2 separate regions of the Homo sapiens genome follow, and region 1 is linked to region 2. Evidence: chromatin loops called from intact Hi-C (ENCODE). Cell type or tissue: IMR-90. All regions are shown on one strand. Each heading gives the region's core, and the rest is flanking DNA. Links, peaks and the distances in the headings are about the cores only. Region 1 has its middle 180 kb from the start of KCNN2. Region 2 has its middle 120 kb from the start of KCNN2.

Region 1 (11,570 bases), core at 2,363-10,362, 66 kb after region 2:
TTTTCCACAGAATAAACTCTATGCTAAGATAGTTTTTCAAGAATTTTCTCAAATATTTTTAAAAGTAACAACAATAATCTTACACATATTCTCATAAAACAGGAAAGTGGGAAAAATTTCCAAACAGTTTATGAAGGCAGCATAATCCCAATATTAAAAAATGACAAATTTATTCCAAAAAGAAAACTATGGACCAATGACAGTCATGAACTTAGGAAGAAAAAGTCTTTAAGATATTAGCATACATAAAAATGATAAGATTTCATGCCAAGTGAGGTTTATTCCAGAAATGCCAGATGGATGTAACACTTAAAAATAAATCAATGTGATTCACTCTATTAAGATTATAAAGAATAAAAGCTTCATGATCATTTCAATAGATGAATAAAAATATTTTACCAAATTCAGCATCTGTTCATGATTAAAAATAAAATCCTCTCGACAAGCCAGGAACAGAAAGTAAGTTCCTCTCCTCAATCTGATTAAGACATCTATAAAAAATCTACAGCTAACATTTTATTTAATGATGACATATTAATGCTTTCCCCTATGTTGTGAAAAAAGGTAATGATATTCACTCTCAAAACTTCTATTCAACATTGTGCTGAAATTGTAGCCATTGCAATAAAATAAGAAAAAATAATGAAATGCAAGCAAACAGAAATAAAGAAGTAAAACTATCACTATATGCAAATGATATAATTGTTCACATAGAAAAATCTATAGAATATAAAAACTAGAAACCAATTGATGAATTTAGCAAATTTGGAAGATACAAGGCTAATATATAAAAATAAGTTGTATTGTTACATATTTGCAGCTAACAGTTGGAATATGAAATTAGAAAAATAGTTCTACTTACAATTGTGCAAAAACACATACAATATTTAGAAATAGGTTTAGGAGAGATCACAAAAATCCTCTATACTAAAAACCACCAAAGATGGCTGAAAGAAATTCAGGTAACCATAAATACATGAAAAAATATATAATGTTAGTGGTTGGAAGGCTCAATATTGTTAAGATGTAATTACCTCTCTATGAAGTCAATGAAATCCCCATGATAATTTTCAGTTATTTTTGTGAAACTGAAGACATGATTCTGAATTTTATATGGAAATATGAAAAAAATACATCTCATATCCACATTTTAAAAGATAAGGTTCAAGGACTTACACTACCTAATTTTCAGGCTTACTATAAAGCTAGAGTAATAAAGACATATCAGCAGGCAGGATCAACAACTAGATCAATGAAACAAAGAAGTAGAGAAACTCAGAAGTTTCTACTAGATCAAAGTAGAGAACTCAGAAGTAGATTGATAATTCTAAAGTCATTTGAGTTTCTGCAATGAATCCAAAGTAATTTAATGCAGGAAGAAAAGAGTTTTCAGTAAAGAGTCCTGAAATAAATGGATATCCATATTTTTAAAAATATCAAATCTAACCCACACCTTACATACACAAAAATTAATTTTTTTTTTTGACACAGCTTCTCCCTCTGTTGCCCAGGCTGAAGTGCAGTGGTTTGATCTCTGCTCACTGCAATCTCCACCTCCCGGGTTCAAGTGACCCTCCTGCCTTGGCCTCCCTAGTAGTTGGGACTACAGGCGTGCGCCACAACGCTGGGCTAATTTTTGTATTTTTAGTAGAGACGGGGTTTCACCATGGCCAGGCTGGTCTCGAACTCCTGACCTCAGGTGATCTGCCCACCTCAGCCTCCCAAAGTGCTGGGATTACAGGCGTGAGACACCACACCCTGCCCACAAAAATTAATTTGACATGGACATAGATCTAAACATAAGAGCCAAAATTATAAAAATATTTCGAAGCAAACATAAAAGAGTACCTTTGCAACACAGGAAACAGAAAACAACAATCACAAAATAAAAAAATTGATAAATTAGACTTTATTAAAATTTAAAACTTTGACTAAAAAATATATCATTAGGAAAATGAATACCCACATATTCAATACAAGGAGAAATTAATGGGCAAATATCTGCTGTCCAGAATGTGAAAGAACTCATAATTCAGTAATGAGAATATAACCAATCCAAAAAATAACAGCAAAGTATTTGAAAACACTTCACAAAGTAAGACATATGCATTGCCAATAAGCACATTAAAAACTATTCAATATATTTATCCATCAGTGAAATGCACATTAAAACCACAAGGTGATACTACACATACAAAACAGAATGGCTAAAATTAAAGACTCACGAGAACAAACACTGGCAAGAAAGTAGATCACTTGAACTCTCATAAAAATGATGCAACCACTTTGGAAAAATGGTTGGCATTTTCTGGAAAACTAAACCTACATCTACCCTATGACCAAGCAATTTCAGTACTAGGTACTTAAGAGAAAAGAAAGCACATGTCCACAAAAATACTTGCATGAGAGTATTCATAACAACTTTATTCACAAAAACCAAAATGGAAACAGCCAAGGTAGCTCTTAATAAGAAATTAGATAAACATAAATATACATGATGAAATACTACTTAAGAATAAAAAAGAACCAACTACTCATACATGTAACAACATATGTCTGAATCTTAAAAACATTATGCTGAATGAAAGAAGCATTATACAAAAGAGTAGATAATTGTATGACCCATTTGATATGAAGTTCTAGAACAGGCAGAAATAGTAAGACAAAATCAGATCAGTGGTTGTCTCTGAGGAGTTTGTGAGAAAGTTGACTAGGAAGGGGGCTGAGGGAACTTTTTGCAGTGATGGCTATAGTCTGTATTGTATTAGGGGTTTGGGTGGTTTGACACAGAATTGTCACAAACCCTCAGTTGCAGTATCTACAAAGCTCATAAAGCAAGTGGCAATTAAACAAGGTATGCCAGTATCTACATACATATATATGTATAGATAGCCAAATTATTCTTTGACATTAATATAATAATAGATAATAAAAAGTATTTTTGCATAGAATGGCTTTTATTTAAAAGATTAGAATTCTTATATTTTTCTTTTAAAAGTATTATTAAAATAACACAAGAAGTTGATTAAAAGCAAAGCCCTCAAAATTCAGCACTTTTATAGTGTTAACTATAAACACAGAGGCAAGAAATTTAAGGAAGAATATAATTGTTAGGGTTATAAATATTGTCTGAAATGTATTGCTAACTGTAATTGTGACAATAAGGGTATAAAACAAGTCTTAAATACAGTAATTTCAGTTGTGTACAAAATGAGACTCGGTAGTAGTGACTGAAGTTCTGGGTAGAGAAGATCACGAGCTCAAATTGAGATTCAAAGAAAAAAAAATGTCTATATGGATTTTGGAGGTAGGAACCATAGCCCAAGTATGAAGAATTTGTCAACTCAAACTGTCTTACCACTCATTATTGAACGTTTAACTTATAATCCGTTTTGTCTTGTTATATTTGTCCACAGAGTGCACCCACCCTCGTGCTTCAGGGAAAAGACATATGGCCAATATCCCTTGACCTATAGAAGTCATGTTCAATTTTCTTTAAAAATACATTTAATAGGTTGAAGCAAAGGGGGAAAAATCTAGGATTAATAAAATAAAGATAAGTGGCTGTAAATGTTTCTTGTGTTTTATTTCTCTAAATATTTTAAGCTTCTTGAAGATAATATCCATACTTTCTATTCTTTGCATAGTCTCTATCACGGTGTGAGAATGCGGTATTTGATTTCAAAAATGTGTTTAATTAAGACGAAAAATTTAAAAACTACTATATGGCTGAGTCTTATTTTAAGGTTTTAAACGCTCTACTGTGAGGAAATGGGTGGCTAGTGTTGCTGTGGGAGTGATGATTGTGCCTGGAGAGGTAAAAATAAACCAAAGAAAGCTTTAGAAAAAAAAAAGTTTGACATTTTCTTTCAGAAGTCCAAACACTGTCTAAAAGTAGACAGGGAAGTTTCCCAAGATAAGAAAAGGAGAGTATAATGAAAGGAGCATGGGCTCTTTACCTACTGACTGGCTCAGTGACCTTAGGCTTGTTCTTGACCCTGTGCCTCTACTTTCTAAATGGAGATAATAACCTTTGATTGAAAGCACAATGAGGAGGAAAAGTGGAGGTACTCTTGTTCTCTCCTTTCTTTCTCTTATATCACTCTGGGGAAAGCAAGCTCCCAGGCTGTGATCAGCCCTACGGAGAAGCACATGTGGAAAGGAACTGAAGCCTCCAGCCAAAGCCAGCATGAACAGAGGTGTGACAACAATCACTTGAGTGAGCTTACAAATAAATTTTGTAGCTCTGTAAGCCTTGAGATGACTGCAGCTCCAGCCTACAGCTTAATTAAACGTTGGGAGAGAATCTGAGCTGGAACCATTTAGTTAAGCCATATCCATATTGCTGACCATCAAGAACTGTGAGATAATAAATAAATACTTGTTTTTAAACTGATGAGTTTGGGCCCAATTTGTCACATAGCAATGGGTAACTAATACAGTTCCCCAAGTTTATGTTCCACCAAATGAATTCTGTCTTGGAGGGATCTCAAAAAGCCTACAGATGCTAATGTCTTTGCATTCAAAGTCTCCAGGGGCTAGACCATATTCATATTCCCTCTTAAACTACAAACAGATTAAGAAAAGACTGAAGGTCACAGGAAAGCTAATTTACTTGCCAGGTATTTCTGCTCTTAACTGAGAAAATATGTCAACCCAGACATCAAAGTGCAATTTAAACTGAATACATTCACATGATCCGGCCTCCTTAGCAAAATGACAAATGAAACCCTAACTCTATGACTAACCTTAATTTTAGAGTGAGATAAAATGCAATGGGAAATTAACTGCTTTATTCTTGGAAGTGTTAAACAGAAGCACTTAAAAATATCAAAAGAATAGTGTTACATAAAATGAAGAGGAGCCCCACTAAAAGGCTAAATGAATTGAAGTGGGAAAATTATGCATTGTAGAGGTTCCTATTGCAAGGGAAATAAACAGAGATCAGGCTTTGGAGAGGGAATGGGTAATTCTATCTGGAATTTGTCACCTACAGTTTCTGATAATCTTCCAACAGCTTTGAAAATGTGTGTACTTCCATAGAAACTGACTATCTTTAACAAGCTTGACCACATACAGTTTTTCCTGAAATGTAATATAATTACATAGCTGAGCTGTGTGTGAATTTATCTTCAGATGGACACATTCTACCACCAGATGAAGTAAATCAGATCAAAGTGGAAAGGAACTGCCAGATGGCAGTTTATGGAACTCTCATTTGGCCACCTTCCATTTATTTATTATATTTTTTAAGTTATGGGAAAAGCTGAGCCTTTATAGAAGTCAGAATACACATGCAGTGGGAAGTCTATACATTTCTTATTTAATTACTGATGAAAATGTAAAAAACATTTTACTGATTTATCTCAGCATGTTTTATTATCTTCATTTTCTTCCTTGGTGGAAAGGAATAGGCAGTGAATAGGAAGAATACAAAAAGATATCACATTTAAGAAGACGTTCATTGTCTTTCATGACTAAATTAAAAACAATGTCATATGATAAAATTACAAGGCACTCAAACTTAAGACAGGCGTAACACAGGTTTCTGAATTTGGGTCTTAACATATGCTGTTTTACAAAGACCTCAAATCTATTTTTATTTTTATTTGATTTAATCCGATGTCTAATTGATCAAAATGGTTTGTTTCCTTTTCTTGTCTTTCCTCTTTTCCTTAACTGAGAAGATAATGTCTTAAATTAAATTTAAAACAGAATACTAGGATTGCAATGCCTTGATTAATTACCTCATACTTTAACTTTCAAAGTTATTCTAGATTTTCACAGTTAGCACAATTTTAATTAAAGTACTCTATAAAAATGCTGTAATTATTATTATTGTTAATATATTTATTAAATATCTGTTTCAGGAACTATGTTAATGTTTTGTATGGTGTATTTCATAATTAACTTAGCAAATTTTACCTTAGGTCACCAACAACTGTATGAAATAATTTCACAAGTCCCCCAAGGCTAATGGAAAAAATATATATATATATGGATATATAGAATACATATAAATTTACTTGTGATGTGTGACATACATACAAAACAGCATATTAGCTGGGTGCCGTGGCCCACTCCTGTAATCCCAGCACTTTGGGAGGCCAAGGCGGGTGGATCACGAGGTCAGGAGATCGAGACCATCCTGGCTAACACGGTGAAACCCCGTCTCTACTAAAAATACAAAACATTAGCCGGGCGCGGTGGCGGGCTCCTGTAGTCCCAGCTACTCAGGAGGCTGAGGCAGGAGAATGGCGTGATCCCGGGAGGCGGAGCTTGCAGTGAGCCGAGATCGCGCCACTGCACTCCAGCCTGGGCGACAGAGCGAGACTCCGTTTCAAAAAAAAAAAAAACCAGCATATTAGCAATGTTGCTGTTATTATCCAACACTTGATATCTTATATTTAATAATTTGAAAATGTTGGATGCCTGACTTTAGGGTGTGGAAAATGAATGAAGTGATTGTAGACCATTTACTCTAAGAGTTTTTCAGACATGAGAAGAGAGTTATGGTTTAAAAAAAAACTGTTCCTCCTTTAAAAAGAAAAAGGAAGTAAAGAAGAGGTTGCACACTGGAGAGAGAGAGAGAGACTAGGTAAAGTTCTATATTAACTTACATATTTTTATCTTGTAGAGATGCAAATAATATTTGTTTGGTGAAAAAATAAATCTCCAAAAGTTATTATTCATCGCCCTCATAAAACATTAACCAGTTCTGTATCTAATATCCCTTTATTAAATTGCTTATGAATACCTAGCTTCTCAAATGCTCTTTGGATTAGTTTAACATCTTACTGGTACCCTCATTAATAAATGTGTAGAAGAACACCTTTGACATGTGTTTATTTTATATCTGCATGAAAGTCATGACTAGTGACTAATGGCTTCTAGTAATAATGATAATAGCATTCCTTATTAATGCATCATCAAAAACAACTCCATTCCTCTCAGTCATTCTTGTGATGTTTTCTTAGTGATATTAGAATGTAAAGTATTTGAGCAACTCTAGCCCATGAATAAAATGTTTTATAAACTTAGATGTTCAGCCTTACAGAGCCAAAGTCTTTTGAACCCTGGGAAAAGCAGGCTTAATATATCACTGAATTTGACATGAATAACAGATTATTTTCCCCAAAAACAAAGAACTAAGGATGAAATACCAAAAAAAAACTTATGATTATAAGCGTTGTTATAGCTTTGTCTGAGGTGATTCTCAACCAGGATCAATTTTCCCTCCAGGGGACATTTGGCAAAGTTTGAAGACATTTTTGGTTGCCACACTTGGGAAAGGGTGCACTGGCATCGTGTGGTTAAGGAACATGGATGCTGCTAAAGATTCTGCATTACACATGACAGGCCCAACAACAAAGAATTATCCAGCTGAAAATGTCATCAGTGCTGAGGTCAAGAAACACTGGTCTACAGTAGCAAAGAAAAGTGATTTGAGAAATTATCAGGCAACAACAAAAAAGAAAACAATTGCACATGAAATGTAATTATCTCCAATAAGAAATATGTATGTGAATACTATATTAACCTAAGAAATAACTGTATAGCAATTGCCTTTGAAATTTACTGTTTTCAGGAGATAAAGCTTGCAAGTCATTTCAGAATTGATGTAGAACATTATGAATATCAAATTCTTTTCATTTTTTACAATAACTCTGGCAAAATGGCAAATTATACAGCAATTCAACTAAAGTGCAATTGCAACTAGTTTATGGGCTACATTAAGTCACAAAAGAATTAAAATATTTCATAGATTTAATTTCATTTTTGGTCATTTATTACCTGAATTTTTGTGCAAAGTGTCTATTTTCTCCCTGTAAAATGTGTCCTTGAGTGTGCCTATACTTTACATCTCCCTCCTTCAGTCACTATTAGAATTTCAGAAATTATTTCACCTACAGAACTATACCTGTTTTTTTCAGGATCTTCAGCATAAAAATAATACTATCAGGCCTTTCTCTTTGAGTATATCAACAAAAGTTTCATCCTTTCAAAGTGATGCAGATCCCACCATATGTGATTATAAATGTTATTTACCTTTGACATGTACACCTGATGCACAAGAGTCTATTCAGAAATTTATGAGTACATTATTTTAAAGGGCGGAATCAAATTTACCTATGCCTAGAAAGAGCACAACTTAATGTTGCAGAAATTCAAAGTCTTTATATATAGTTATTGGCAGCAACAGATGCCAATCCTTAGTAAGAAACTTTGTAATACATATACGTGGCAAGTTATAACATTTTATGTGTGAGAATAATACCAAATCTAAGAATTCCTCATAATCCTAGCCTAAAGAGATAGCAATTGTTAACATTACAGTATTAATCATTCTAATCTTTTTAGAAAAACATTTCTGAAACCACAGCTTATAACTACCTCTTGCTAAACAAGCCCAAACTGTCATAACATGCTGAGAATAAAAAGAAAACAGCCCAGCAAATAAATAGTATCAGTGGTTAAAAGCGATGCAGTGTTGGAGGGACTAAAGATTTTAATTATTTCTTGAGGATTTTAGTTATTTCCTGAAGGGAGGACACAGCACAACTCACACAGCCCATTGGGGGCAGCTTTGGTTTCACATATACTAAGGGCTCAAATGATAATTTCCTATTTCCTGCCTTGTCTTGGACAGAAAATCCAGTTCATTTAATTTATATTTGGCAGCTGCTGGGGCAGCCAAAATTATCCCAAGGATAGAATATATTTTAATCCATACCTGAGGAAGCAGGCCTTTTGGAATTAATCAGGAATTAAATTTCATGACATCCTGTTTTATCGAGAAGGGAAATATACAAATTCACCTACAAGGGTATGCCAAACACAGAGGTTTTTCATTGCACCTGAGCAAACGCAGCATGACTGGATATAGCTGAAATCTTTGAAATATACATCAAAGGACATGCAACACAGAATAAATTCTTCCAGTCTTGCATGATAGAGGATCTTCCATTTCAGGCAAAGGTCAGTTCAGAAGTGAAGTAAGAAATACAAGAAAACTTAGGGTTTCCAAACATAAAATGAGATAATGGGCAGGTCAGTTTCCATAATCTACTCTAAATGCTCTTGTCTAGACTAATGCCAAATTCTATAAGGCAACCATTATCCATCTGCAGTAGGTCTGTTTGTGTCACTGCTTAGTCAGAAAGCAAACTTACTATGGGAGGCAATTCTTCAGAAACACTTTCTGCGTTGTTTTCTAAGATATCACTGTCTCCAGCAGGGTTCATGTATCTTATGAAGCCATGACAACTACCCAGTTGGTTATACTGGGGGACAAAATTTGACAGCTGTCCTTGGGTTTTCTAAATTCATTTTGTTTTTGATCGTTTTACTTCAACTGAAATAATTCTGAGCCACTTGAAGAGTTTGAGAATAATGTTTGCATTGTAAGAAATATTTAACTAAAAAGGTACTTTGGGGGAAACATACTCATTTAGAATTTATTTGTGAAAATTAGACATGTAAAGGCTCTTTCATTATCATACTTTGTCATGGTGACATTTCAGAAAAGTTAAAATAAAAAGCATGCTTGGAGGTTGAGTGCAAAAAAAAGTAAAAATTAAAATAAAAAACATTATTTTATAACTAAATTTTTAGTGAATCTGCCATCTCAGTGCTAGTATCACTAATGATTTTCTTAGACATTTTCTGCTTTGTTACTTTTAGACATGATGATTGATGAAAAATAAAAATAATATAGTAAAAATATTCTATAACATCAAATGTTACAATAGCCACAAATAAAATTAAATATGTAGGAATTAACAAAAGAACTAAAGGATTTATACAATGAAAAATACAAAACGCTGATGAAAAAAATTAAAGAGGACACCAAAAAATGGAAAGATATTCTATGTTCATGAATTGGAAGAATCAATATTGTTAAAATGCTCCTACTACCCAAAGTAATCTACAGATTCAATGTAATCTCTATCAAAATACCAATGACATTCTTCACAGGAATAGAAAAAACAATTCTACAATTTGTATGGGGAATCACACACACACACACACACACACACACACACACACACACACACAAACAAAACAAAAACAAAAAACCCACCAGAATAGCCAAAGCTATCCTGAACAAAAAAGAACAAAACCAGAGAAATCACATTACCTGACTTCAAATTATACTACAGAGCTACAGTAAACAAAACAGCATGGCACTGTCATAAAAACAGACACATAGATCAATGGAACCGAATAGAGAACCCTGAAACAAATTCATACACCTACCGTGAACTCATTTTTTACAAAGGTGCCAACAACATATGTTGGGGAAAAGACAGTTTCTTCAATAAATAGCACTGGGAAAACTTGATATTCTTATGCAGAAGAAACTAGGCCCCTATCTCTTGCCATATACAAAAATTAAATAAAAATGAATTAAAGATGTACATCTAAGACCTCAAACTACAAAACTCCTGAAAGAAAATATTGAGGAAAATCTCCAGGACATTGGTCTGGGCAAAGATTTCTGGAGTAATACCCCACAAGCACTGGCAACCAAAGCAGAAATGGACAAACGGGATCATATCAAGTTAAAAAGCTTCTGCATATCAAAGGAAACAATCAACAAAGTGAAGAGACAACCCACAGAATAAGATAAAATATTTGCAAACTGCCCATCTGACAAGGTATTAATAACCAGAATATATAAAGAACTCAACTCTACAGAAAAAAATCTAATATTTGATTAAAAAACAGGCAAAAGATCTGAATAGACATTTCTCAAAAGACATACAAGTGTCAAACAGGCATATGAAAAGGTGCTCAGCATCACTGATCATCAGAGAAATGCAAATCAAAACAACATAATATATATTATATATTATAATATATGGGATATATATGTTATATAAACTATAATATATATATAACTAAATATGTGTTATCTCCTTATATTTTCCCACTTGAAAGCTTCCATGATGCAGTATAACTCTCCCACACACAGTAAATGTTTTCTAATTTCCAGAAAGACAAGGTAATTCTCTAATTGTTAAGAACTTGTGAACATCCCAGTGATAGCTAAAATAGAGGTGAGAAAATACGTAAGTTGGTAAGTTGGTGAGGGATGAGAAGGCTGGAATGGATGGAGATATTGGCTTAACAGGTAATAGTATAATTCTTAGAATTTCAAAAAATAAGGTAAAAACCCTAGAAATGAAACCAATCTTCCTACCTTCTTTGTTAATATTTATTAAGTGCTTTGCATGATACTTTGCCCATAATAAGCACCAAATAAATATTTGTTGAATTAACAAGTGGTGCTGGTAGTTCACTTTGTGGTGTAAACTGGTAGGTTGGGATGAAAGTGAGGGTTGTACGAAATTGAGAATCAACTGGAGAAACTATATATGGTCATCTCCAAAGGCTTATCTTCAATAGGTTTGTAGAAACTTCCCTTCCCTTGGTCAAGCTTAGAAGCATTATAGGATCAATAATGTTTCCTGAGTTCCTAAAACCCAGAGCACATTCCATCTTTTTCATCTTCACTGCTTTATCACAACAAGAGGGCTCCATACTATACACCCTGAAAACTGGGA
Region 2 (11,570 bases), core at 1,399-9,398:
AGTTCTAATTGAGGCAAATTAAAAGATGTACTATAGGTACCATTTAATGTTCCAAACATGATGAATTTCCATAATATCATTAAGAGGATGACACCAACTCTCAAGCTGAAATAATGCGTATTTGAATCATCCTAACCCCCTAATATACACTTCCCTCTTTCCTGTCCATGTAAAAATCTGGGGGAAACAAGGAGCATTACTATACAAGAAGGCATTGGACTGAGACTTCAAGTAGGTCGACATGACCTGATTCGAATAAGGAAGGCAACATGTTGAACATTCTTGCTCACAGCAGTCATCCACCTGTAAGAAGAGTCTAGAGTTCTGTTCTAAGTCAGGACGGAAAGCAAAGAAAAGGGAAGTCCAAAGTCTCAGGTGGAAAACACAAAAACAATTAAGATAGAATTCTGAAGATAATTATACTGAGATGCACAAGGAGGGCTTCCAATTAAACTTGAAAGAAATAATATTAGCAAATCCAGAAACCCACCTAAGACATAATCCTTCCTCTGAAAAAAAAAACTACTATGTCAACAATGGCTACCCTTTTGGGTACTTGCTGTGTGTCAGACATAGTTGCCAGCAATTTCCATGGATTAAATCATTTACTCTTGTTTCATTAAATCTAAGCTACTACTTAAGGTAGTCTGACAAATCCCATCATGGAACGGGGTACGTGAGCATGCTCTTAGCAAGTTCAGGCTACTAAAAACATTAGGCAAGTTAACTATTCTTTATAGTTGATCTAATATTTGATAAGTAAGTTGAAAGTGGATACTTAATCTACTTTCAATCCTGGTCCTTTCATTTAAAAAGTCTTTAGAAATTATTCAACATGACACAGTGGGACACATTTTCAGCACTTTGCTGACCTTTGGGGACTTGCCAGTAATGAAACAAGAGTTCAAAATCTAAATAATAAAATTTAATAATGCATTGTTGATACATTTTAATCTAAAGGAAACTTCATGAACATTTATGGACAGACAGTGACCAAGAATCATCTTCAAGTGACAAATAAGGAGCCAGCATGTGTAGAAAACTGTCTGTTACAGAAGAGTCAGCACAGATATCTCTTATTCATTTAGCCAGGTCACTCTTTCTTTTCTTTTCTTTTTTTTTTTTTTTTTTTTTGGAGACATATGGTACCATGCCTGGCTAATTTTTGTATTATTATTATTATTATTATTTTTCTAGTAGAGACAGAGTTTCACCATGTTGGTCACGCTGATCTCGAGCTCCCAACCTCAAGTGATCTGCCCGCCTCGGCCTCCCAAAGTGCTGGGATTACAGGCGTGAGTGCCCGGCCCCAGGTCACTCTTTGATCCTACTCATCAGCAAGTGATATAATCTAACCATTTCCAGGTAACAAATCAGAGAAATTATATTACAACAACAGTGTTGTTTCCTTCGTTTCCTTCTACCTTCTCAATTAAAAACATTCGAATAATTCATTAACTTAGGTTTTAGAAATATTAAATTATGTTAGCTAATAAAGGCATTATTAACAAATGGAATAAGAATATTAACTAATATATATTAACTAATATTCCATATTAGTAACAATTGAATAAGAATAATATTGTCTTATTCATTTGAATATTGTGTTATTCATTTGAATATTGTGTTATTCATTTGAAAGTTAAAAACCAACCAACTATGGACATATCCTTGGGATTATGACTATCACAAATACCTGTTTAGTTGGCCTTAAATAAAGGTACAGTAGCTCTAAAAGTACGATACCAATGTTAGTTTTTTTACTTTTATATAATGGTAATGTCAATTTAACTTGGTATAATTATTAATCATTTTATAGCCTTTCTGAGTTTTAGTGATTTAGTAATTCTACTCTATAAACAATAAAGTTCATAGACCAAATATATCATTGTAATAGGTAGATAAGTATTCATAACCATGAAAAATGACCTACGCATTGTTTATCTTCTAAAATTTCAACAACATAATGGTTTCTCTACATAAAAGTGAAGACTGCTCTTGCTGCCTAGAGCATCGCAAATAATTTTACCCAATAAGATGCATAATCATCCCACATTATAGTTATTAGGTATTTTTATGAGTACAAATAAACAAAATGAAGCACAAATCAGTATTTCTTGGCCTCTTTAGTATCATATATATTTATATCTACAACAAGTACTTATGTATTTATCAAGGCAATTTTATAGAGAAAATTACATTCACGAAAATAGGAAATAAACTCAGGGACAATTCACCTAACAGATCAGTGGAAATCAGAGATCAAAGTCATGGTACTGTACTGAAGCTTGAAGACCACCCTGATCCTCCAAGAAAAAACTTCTATCCTAGAAAATCTGTTTATATGTCTAATATCCCTGAGGGTTTGAGGCCACATCAATATATCTGGCCTTCTGTGTGAATTCTGTGAGTTTTAGTAGATATGCTGAGAACAAGTTGGGTGATAAGGTAGAGGCAGCACAGGAGAGCAGAAAAGAGTCCTCAGTGGCTTAGCACATAAGATATGTCCACCTGTTCCTGACTGTTCTCCAACTTGCTAAAGGCCCTTGGGTAAATTTTTCAGCCTTCCTTTCCTCAACTGTGAAAGGAAGAGTTTGAGCTAGATAATCTAAGACAGCTCTATGTTTTTTTGTTTTGTTTTGTTTTTAGGGGTTTTTTGACAAAGAATATTGGAATTTGCCAAAAAATACTTATATTGTTATTTCACAGTCAGATAAATCATTCTAGAACAGACAGGCAAGCAATTCATCCACTACACTATAAACCAAAAGGCAGCTATAGTGTGGCTGCAGTGAGCTGTGTGAGAAATAAGAAACTTTACTTTTGATATAGATGCTGTGTGAATTTGGGCAATTCACTTTCCCTCTTTGAAATTCAGTTTCTTTGTTAGTAACAACAGTCTTGAAAAGATTAAGTGAAATAATATATGTGAAAGCATTTGGTGAAGTATAAAATGCTACACAAATGCAAGGTGATTTGTTATGTGCATGAAGAGATATCACGTTTATCAATAATCCTGCTAACATTCAGACCACTTCAAGTCTAACCAGACACCCAAATACCTCTCTACCTCTCTCACCCACATACGAATACAACTGCAGTGACAGCAGCACTAGAGTTTTTGATTTAGAAAGAAAATATTCCTGCTTTTACTATGGGATATTTGTTTTCATCAACTTTGACACCTTAATCTTCTTTTATTATTTTAAGGATTTAAATATTTTACCAGTACCTGCTTTTGTCTGATGAATTTGTTTGCAAATGGCTAAACACTTTAATTGACAATTCTTTTTAAACAGCCACTGCCTTGTACAACTATTATTTCTTGGCTTTTATGCTGAGTAATTTGACAGCCATTAATATTTTTTGCTTTATTTTGTGGAAGAGTTTCACCTGCATTGTTATCATTAAGTTACAGAATAACCCAGCAGTTCTAGAAGCTCCAAAAGAGAAGCACCCTATTAAATGATAAGCAAACCCACTAAGAAAATGAATTTGTATTTGTGACTTTAGAGCCCCATAACCTGCATGTTAGCTTCAATGAGTAAAGCTTCAGATACCACCGTTAATTGACATAAACACCAAGCCAGGAAGCTGCTACTGTCCTCACAAACTTCACCAACACAACACAGATGGACTACTGTCTAAAGAAGCCCACAGACCTTTTTCTTTCTCTCTTTCTCTCTCTCTCTCTCTCTGTCTCTCCCCTCCACACTCCCCCCAATAACCCCCCATGCCCGCCCCAGAGTTTTGCTCTTATTGCCCAGGCTGGAGTGCAATGGCGCGATCTCGGCTCGCTGTAACCTCCGCCTCCCGGGTTCAAGCAATTCTCCTGCCTCAGCCTCCCAAGTAGCTGGGATCACAGGTGCCCGCCACCACGCCCGGCTATTTTTTTGTATTTTTAGCAGAGACAAGGTTTCACTATATTGGCCAGGTTGGTCTTGAACTCCTGACCTCAGGTGATCCACCCATCTCAGCCTCCCCAAGTGGCAATGAGCCGCCATGCCCAGCCTCTTTTTTTTTAAATAAACAAGCAAAAAAATTCCATCTTGCTCTTAGGTCCAAAAATTCTACTCTTGCTACTCTTAGGAGTCTGTTTACTGCGTGCTCCAACAGGAAAGCCACATTTACACTAACTTCCTCTTCTTATTTTCAGAAAGTTCTAGAATTTAGAGACTGCCCTAACTAGATATGAGTGAAGCTCATTTAACAGCTGCCTTTCAGTTCTGGATTTGAGGAACCACATCATTCAGAAGCATTCTCACATGCATTCATATATCAGTAAACCAGTTGCTGAGATTAGGTCTGCCAGGTTTCTCTTAGGGTTAACATTTACTGTAGTTGTCTTACAGTTACCCTCAGTGAATCCTTCCTTTTGGGATCCAGTACTTGCAATCCGCAGTAGTTTAAGACAGGGTTTAAGAATGTTTTCATACCAAAAAAGGACTCTGGATGGAAGATTGCTCATCTCCTGTTTATTCTTACCCAAAGTGAAACCTGCTTTGGTGTTCTGTAACATAAGTACAGTAGTCACCCTTTATCCTGGGGGAAACACATTCCAAAATCCCTAGTGGATGACTAAAACCACATACCAAACCTTGTATATACTATGTTTTTCCTATACATACCTATGATAAAGTTCAACTTATAAATTAGGCACAGTAAGACATTAACAACAATCACTGATAACGAAATACAAGAATGATAACAATATGCCAGCAACACTACTCTTGCATTTTGGGGCCATTATTAACTTAAATAAAGTTGACTTGAACACAAGCCATGACAGTTAATCTGATAACTGAGCTACTAAGTGATTAATGGGCCAGTAGCATAGATGTGTGGATACGCTGGACAAAGGGGTGGTTCAGGTACGGGGCAAGATGGGGCCAGACACTGCGAGATTTCATCACGCTACTCAGGATTACATGCAATTTAAAACTTATGAATTGTTTACTTCTGGAAATTTTCATTTCACATTTTCAGACCTCAGCTGGCCACGAGTAACTGAAACTACAGAAAGCAAAACTGAGGAAAAGGGGAGACTACCGTAAACATATGTGTGAGTTGCTATGTTACACAGGTTAGTTGAGATCAAATGTCATTGTAGGTTCTTATTCATCTTTTTCTTTCCTCTTAACTCTGAGAACTTAAAATGGCTTTCTTCTAAGCCACAATCTAAATAACTTAGATTTAGAGGGCTTTTTATGCAGTATAAAATATACTATGTAACAATAATTTTGTATGAAGACATATTATATGTTTATTTTTATATTTTCTGACATCCCCACTAGAATATAAGTTCCACAATGGCAGAGAATATTTCTTTTGCTCACTGGTGTTTTCCCTGTCTAATCAGTATTTGACACTGAGAAAACACTCAGTAATATTTGTTTAATAAATAGATGAATGAATGAGTCCCAAACAAGGCATGTTGGGCCTCATTTACTGCCAAAAGAATGGCCAATTTATTTTTATTTTTTGTGTTTTATTAATTTGTAATAGGGGAAGCAATACAAAGATGAACCACATTTTTAGAAAGTTAATAATCTATCTTCCCTATATTGCATTCTCCCTAAGGAATCCAATAGTAATATACTTTTCTATTCCTTTCTCTATGTTCACAAAAATGTATACCAATACCTAGAGATCGATTTGCTTCCTTCCTTCCTTCTGTCCTTCTTGCTCTTTCTAACATTTACTCTGAAGTTGCTTTTTTCCTATTCGCGAGTTCAAAATAAATACATAGAACACTGGTCTTCCCAAGGACTAAGTAGAGAAATAGTTGAATTAATATAATCATTCTTTTGGTAGACATTCAGGTTGTGTCTCAACTGGTGTCACTATAAACAATGCTTATATAAATATCCTTGTAAATAAATAGTTATAGAGAACTGGATTAATGCCTGTTAGATATGTTATCAACACAGGATTTCTGGGTCAAAACTATGCAAACTCATTGTCTATTATATGAGCTGCAAGTATTTTTATGAGGTTCATTATTTTACCTTTTATTTTGTTTATGCTATTGTTGAAGACAACTCTCCATGGGTCTTGGCTTTCATATGTCTACTGAGCAGAGGCACTGACTGCCTTTGTTCTGCACTCTTTACAAGGATGTTTGCATAGAGAGCAGCCATGGAAAGCAGAGATCATACCTCCCTCTAAATAATAATAAGCAGGCATGCTTATTGTCCATTATAAAAATTTTAGGGTCCCTAAGCTCAGGATATCTCTTCTGTAACCCACTGTGTTTGCATGTGTTACCTGACACTCTCCATTTCACCGTGTGGGAACTGGGGCTCAAGAAACAGGCACAAGAACACACTGATCCATGAAATTGTGGGAGGCCCTTTAGCCTGAAAAATGAATAAAATCTCCATACTTCATGGTTCTATATAGCTGTACATGCTTTAAAAGATTAATAGTCCAATATGTATATCTTTAAATCTTCCAGGGATCTGTCTAATTTTGGTGGTCCTTCACACTCCATATATATATATATATATATACACACATATATATATATACGTATATATATACATATATATACGTATATATGTATATATATACGTATATATATACATATATATACGTATATATGTATATATATACGTATATATATATATATCCACATATATATTCTCGTAAATTTTATTCTAACATTTTTATTTTTTACACTTAAATATTTAACATAGATTACGTTTTTGCCTATTGTGAAAGACAAGGTTCTTAGCTTTTTCTTTTCCACATGACAGCAATCTTTATTAAATAAATTGTCCTTTAAAAGGTGAATTAAATTTTATCCTTACCATGTAGTAACTTCCTATACGTATTAATACCTGACTCCATTTTGGTATATTTTAGTTTTCACCAGTCCATTTATTTAGATTCTCCTGAAGACAGAATGATGTTTTGATTATAGCAACTTGGTATACATTTTAATTTTTGTTAAGGCATAACTATCTTCACTATTTTATTCAAAATGTTTTGGCTCTTCTCCAAAATTTATCCTACTATATTCGTTATCTAAAATGAATTTTACCTATTCCAAATCTATTGAAATCTATTGAAATGCTGAGTGGAATTACATTAAATTACATAATGTTCTCAGAATTATTGCTATTTTTGTGACATTAGAGTTATTTTATCCAGACATTTACTGTTTGAGTCTTCTTTAAATATGTTTGTTATATTTCATAACTTCCTTTTATAATCAAGTACTTATATCTAAGTGGTTTATAATTTATTTTTCTTTGGATCAGGATACATATAGACACATATACAAATGTTTTTTACTCCAAATAATCTTTACTAACTAGATATTGCTAGTTAGCACAAAAGCTATTAATTTTTATATATTTTTAATTCAGCAATCTTACCAATTTCCTTAATCTGCCTGAGAGTTAATAAATCCTCTTGTGTAATTTCATTATTAGCAGATAATTTTTTAAATTCTTTTCACATATTTATACTAATTTTTCAAAGATCTATAAAAATATTTTTGCCTCATTATGTTAACTAAAATCTTCAAAATACTACTTGAGTAATAGCAGTGATAAGCAGCTATCTCTGTATTACTTCTTACATTATTGAAAATAATTTGAGGCCGGGCACAGTGACTCATGCCTGTAATCCCAGCACTTTGGGAGGATGAGGCAGTGGATTGCTTGAGGCAAGGAGTTCAAGACCAGCCTGGGCAACATGGCGAAACCCGTCTTTACTAAAAATACAAAAATTAGACGGGCATGGTGACGTGCACCTGTGAGCCCAGCTACTCAGGAGGCTAAGACACAAGAATTGTTTGAAACTGGGAAAGTGGAGGTTGAAGTGAGTCGAGATCATGCCACTGAACTCCAGCCTGGGTAAAAGAGTGAGACTTTGTCTCAAAAAAAAAAAAAAAAAAAAAGAGAAAGAAAAATATAATTTGAGCTTTCTTTTTAAAATATAATATTAACAGTAGATTTTTATATGTTTTTCTATCATGTCTAAGCAATTTCCATCTATTCTTATTTTATAAGCTTTTATGAGGAATAAATGAATTTCACCAATTCTTGTCTAACATCTTACAATATAATTAAATAATTATAATTCAAATTTTTTTGGTATAATACATTTTATATGTGATTTACTAGTGTTAAACCATGTAAACTGAGTAAGTTTCCCCTAATCACAAGTTACTATCATTTTAAAACATGGATTAGCCAACATTTTATTTAATTTTAATATCTATATTCATACTTGAAAATGATCCTTACTTTTCTTGAGGATACTGTAGACAGTTTTCATGTTAAACTTATGGCGGTTTCTTAAAATGAACTGGGAAGGTCTCAATTTTTTCTATTCCTTGGATTATTTCAATAATATACGAATTACCTTTTTAATGCTTAGAATGCAGTTACAAAATAATCTCAATCTAATACTTCAAAATTTTTAGATTCTAATTGCCTTTCTAATATATCTTTTGGTTATTTGTTATTTGGTGCTTTCAACTGATAGTTCAAAGGCTTTAACACCTATGACATCAAATGAAGATCTCAGGAGGTTTCCTCAAGAAAATTGGTAAAATAAAGGAGAAGGAAGGGCTAAGTCCCACAGGGAAACCACTGTTAGAGAGTTACTTCATTAGCTCACACTGCAAAGAACCACTTTTCAAACATGAATGTGAGTAACCACTGGAAGCAACAAGACAAAAAATACTAAAGGATCCAAATAGTTGAAAACAAAAAACGACCTTAATTTGTCTCTTCTCAAGTGTTCCTCCAACTGATAAAGATAGGGTGAATCAAAATGGTCCTATCCCATTTTTTTTGTCCCTAAATCTGCTTTGCCCCAGTTAGGCTTCATTTTAAAACAAGGTCAGGAAATAAAATAGTACTTTCCTTTGCAGGAGCAATATTTTTAAAAAATATCTCATGCCAGTATTTAGCTCCTAAATATATTTCTGTAAATTTTTCAATAAGCATCTCCTCTCTGTCCTCTATTCCTCACACCGGTTAACTTTTCCTCTTTTCCTTCTCAAAGTCTTTGGTGGCTTTTTTATCAGTCAGCTGAAATATATCCCCTGATGTCAGTTATTTCCCACATCACTGGGTTTATAATTTTATCTTTGCTTCTCTAGCTGACTATTTTCCCAATTCTCCATTAAGCTACACACCCACACCAGGCATGGGCTTCTTTCCATTATGCACTTACAGTTACTTTGAGTCACCAGAATTACCCTCCAAAGAGCATACTAACTCTTCCCAAAATGATTTAATTGCTTCTGATGCAATCTTTGGGCCTCTTCCTATCCTCATCAACATAAAAACTAAATCTGTTGTTGTTTCAGAAAGTAAACCACATTGAGCATGCTGTACCACCAGGAGATGAGATGTAGAACAGTAACTAGATGATAAAGACATTATCATCAAGCTCAAAAATACAATTAAATCACATCAAAGATTATCAGGAACACTGTACCCTGTTCTCCTTCATCTCAGCACACCATAAAAAAAATAGGTCCATGCTTCATGAGAAAAGGGCCTTTGCATTTTGATCTATGTTAAAAGAGATAGACTGCTCAGGCTGATAGGACATAGGTTAGTGGAATTACATTCTAAATTAACATAAATTGCCATGCCAGCTCCCTATGGTGGAATCCAATAAATTGTTTTTTAGAAAATTAAATTTCAATACAGTAGAGAACAATAATCCTTTTTTTTTTTTTTGGAGACGGAGTCTCACTCTGTCACCCAGACTGGAGTGCAGTGCCGCGATCTTGGCTCACTGCAACCTCTGCCTCCTGGGTTCAAGCGATTCTCCTGCCTCAGTCCCCCGAGTAGCTGGGACTACAAGTGCCTGCTGCCACGCCCAGCTAATTTTTTGTATTTTAGTAGAGACGGGGTTTCACCATGTTGGCCAGGCTGGTCTTGAACTCCTGAGCTCAGACAATCCACCCGCCTCGGCCTCCCAAAGTGCTAGGATTACAGGCGTGAGCCACTGCACCCAACAATAATCCAATTTTTGTAATTTATCCTTTAAGTCTAAAAAAAGAGAATTAGAGGTCTTCATGGAAATAGTGTATATTTTCTAGAAAATAAACAAAAAGACCACAATGGAAATCTTTTGAAAAGAGTAACCTACAAGAGGATAGCAAAGTATTTCTCAAGAAGTCTCTAGTATTTAACTATATCTCACCTTTACTGTGATCACTCTGCCCTTCTGCATGTGAATTATGTTTCCTGCACTTGGTACAAATGCTAGAGAGACTTACTGAGTCCAGATATTCAATGTGTTCCTCTACATGACTAAGCTTCCTTTGCGGTGAAATTGAAGCCACGTGACTTGGTTTGATGAATGGGCTGTGAGCTCAAGTGTCACTTCTGAGCTAAGTAAGTCAGAAGCTGGTATGCTTCCTCCATCCATCTCTTCCTATGCTGCTGCAACCTAAAAGGCCACGGGGCAAGAGCTGAGCATCACAAGATTCAGTTCCCTGAGTCACCTCGTGGAGTAAAGCCTCTCCCAACCCGTAGAAGGCTATATATGAGTTAGAAATAAATTTCTGTTGACTAAGTTACTGAGATTTGGGGCTTTAATCACTTGCAGCTAGCATTAATTACCATAAATAATACAATGCATAATCATAAAACATTAGGGCAGTAAGGGACCTGAGAAATTGCCTGTGCCAGTGTGTTTCAAACTTTAGATTGTGTTTTTCAAAGGAAGATTTTCATCAGGTAAAATAAAAAAAAAATTTAGAGATAAAAGTGAAGCTGCTTTCTTAGTCATGGCGGGGGATCTACTAAAGCCCCAGCCTTCTCTCTCCCTCCTACCTTATCTCCACCTTCAGGTACCAAATAGTCTCCAATGTCCACAACTGCATAGGTACACACAGCAAAGCCACTTGCAGGACATGGCTTGAAAGATACTAATCTAGGTCAGCTCCCTCAATTTCTGGAAGTTCTAGGGGCTTACATGTCTTGCCTAGGTAGGTTCTTTTTCACACATAGAAAGCAAAACCAGGGCATTTTTTTTTTCTGTGGGGTGTGTGAGTGTGTGTGTGAGTGTGTGTGTGTGTGTGTGTGTGTGTGTGTGTGTGAATTTTGACAACCCACATCAGGAGATGGAAGTTTGAATGGTGAAGTTTTTGAGAGAGAGTGTTGCAACAATTGCTTGTCGTACTGGAAATCAGTTTGGTCTTATTTTCAAGAGCTGAACAATCACATAGCTCCTGTGATCCAGATATTCCATTCTTAGAAATATATCCCCAAGAGAATCCCTTGCACATGTATAGCAAGACTTATGTTCAAGACTATTTTAGCAGCACTGTTCACCACAGAGTGAACCTATTGTGAACAGTGTTTTTCCTTGGGAGGCTTGATGACTATGATGTGGTATATTTTACCGAAAGTTACATTGAATAAACTAGTAACATGCAAAATATGATGAATCTTAGCTAAGTACTATGAAAAATTAAGTCCCAAAATATTACGTATAGCATAGTATCCTTTTCCATAAACACCAAATAAAGCAAGTATGTGTATATATATGTGTGTACATGTACACAGGTAATATACATAATACTTATA

Evidence for each region. Peaks named below come from ENCODE experiments on the same cell type or tissue, not always from the same donor. Only the 100,000 strongest peaks of a DNase experiment are listed, where the experiment ranks them.
Region 1: a loop joins it to region 2, with 2.7 times the contacts of the local background. A loop is called at or near these places in 3 of 110 quality-filtered maps.

The regions. Positions count from the first base shown.
Region 1 is chr5:114,171,928-114,183,497 of GRCh38, reverse strand. It overlaps a transcript of KCNN2 not described here. Among named protein-coding and RNA genes, the nearest start is that of KCNN2, 180 kb to the left of the region's middle. In IMR-90, for the core only: no CTCF peak of the experiment used is centred there; a DNase peak (open chromatin) is centred at 6,927; H3K27ac peaks cover 264 bases.
Region 2 is chr5:114,236,767-114,248,336 of GRCh38, reverse strand. It overlaps a transcript of KCNN2 not described here. Among named protein-coding and RNA genes, the nearest start is that of KCNN2, 120 kb to the left of the region's middle. In IMR-90, for the core only: no CTCF peak of the experiment used is centred there; DNase peaks (open chromatin) are centred at 4,486 and 9,236; H3K4me3 peaks cover 727 bases; H3K27ac peaks cover 3,310 bases.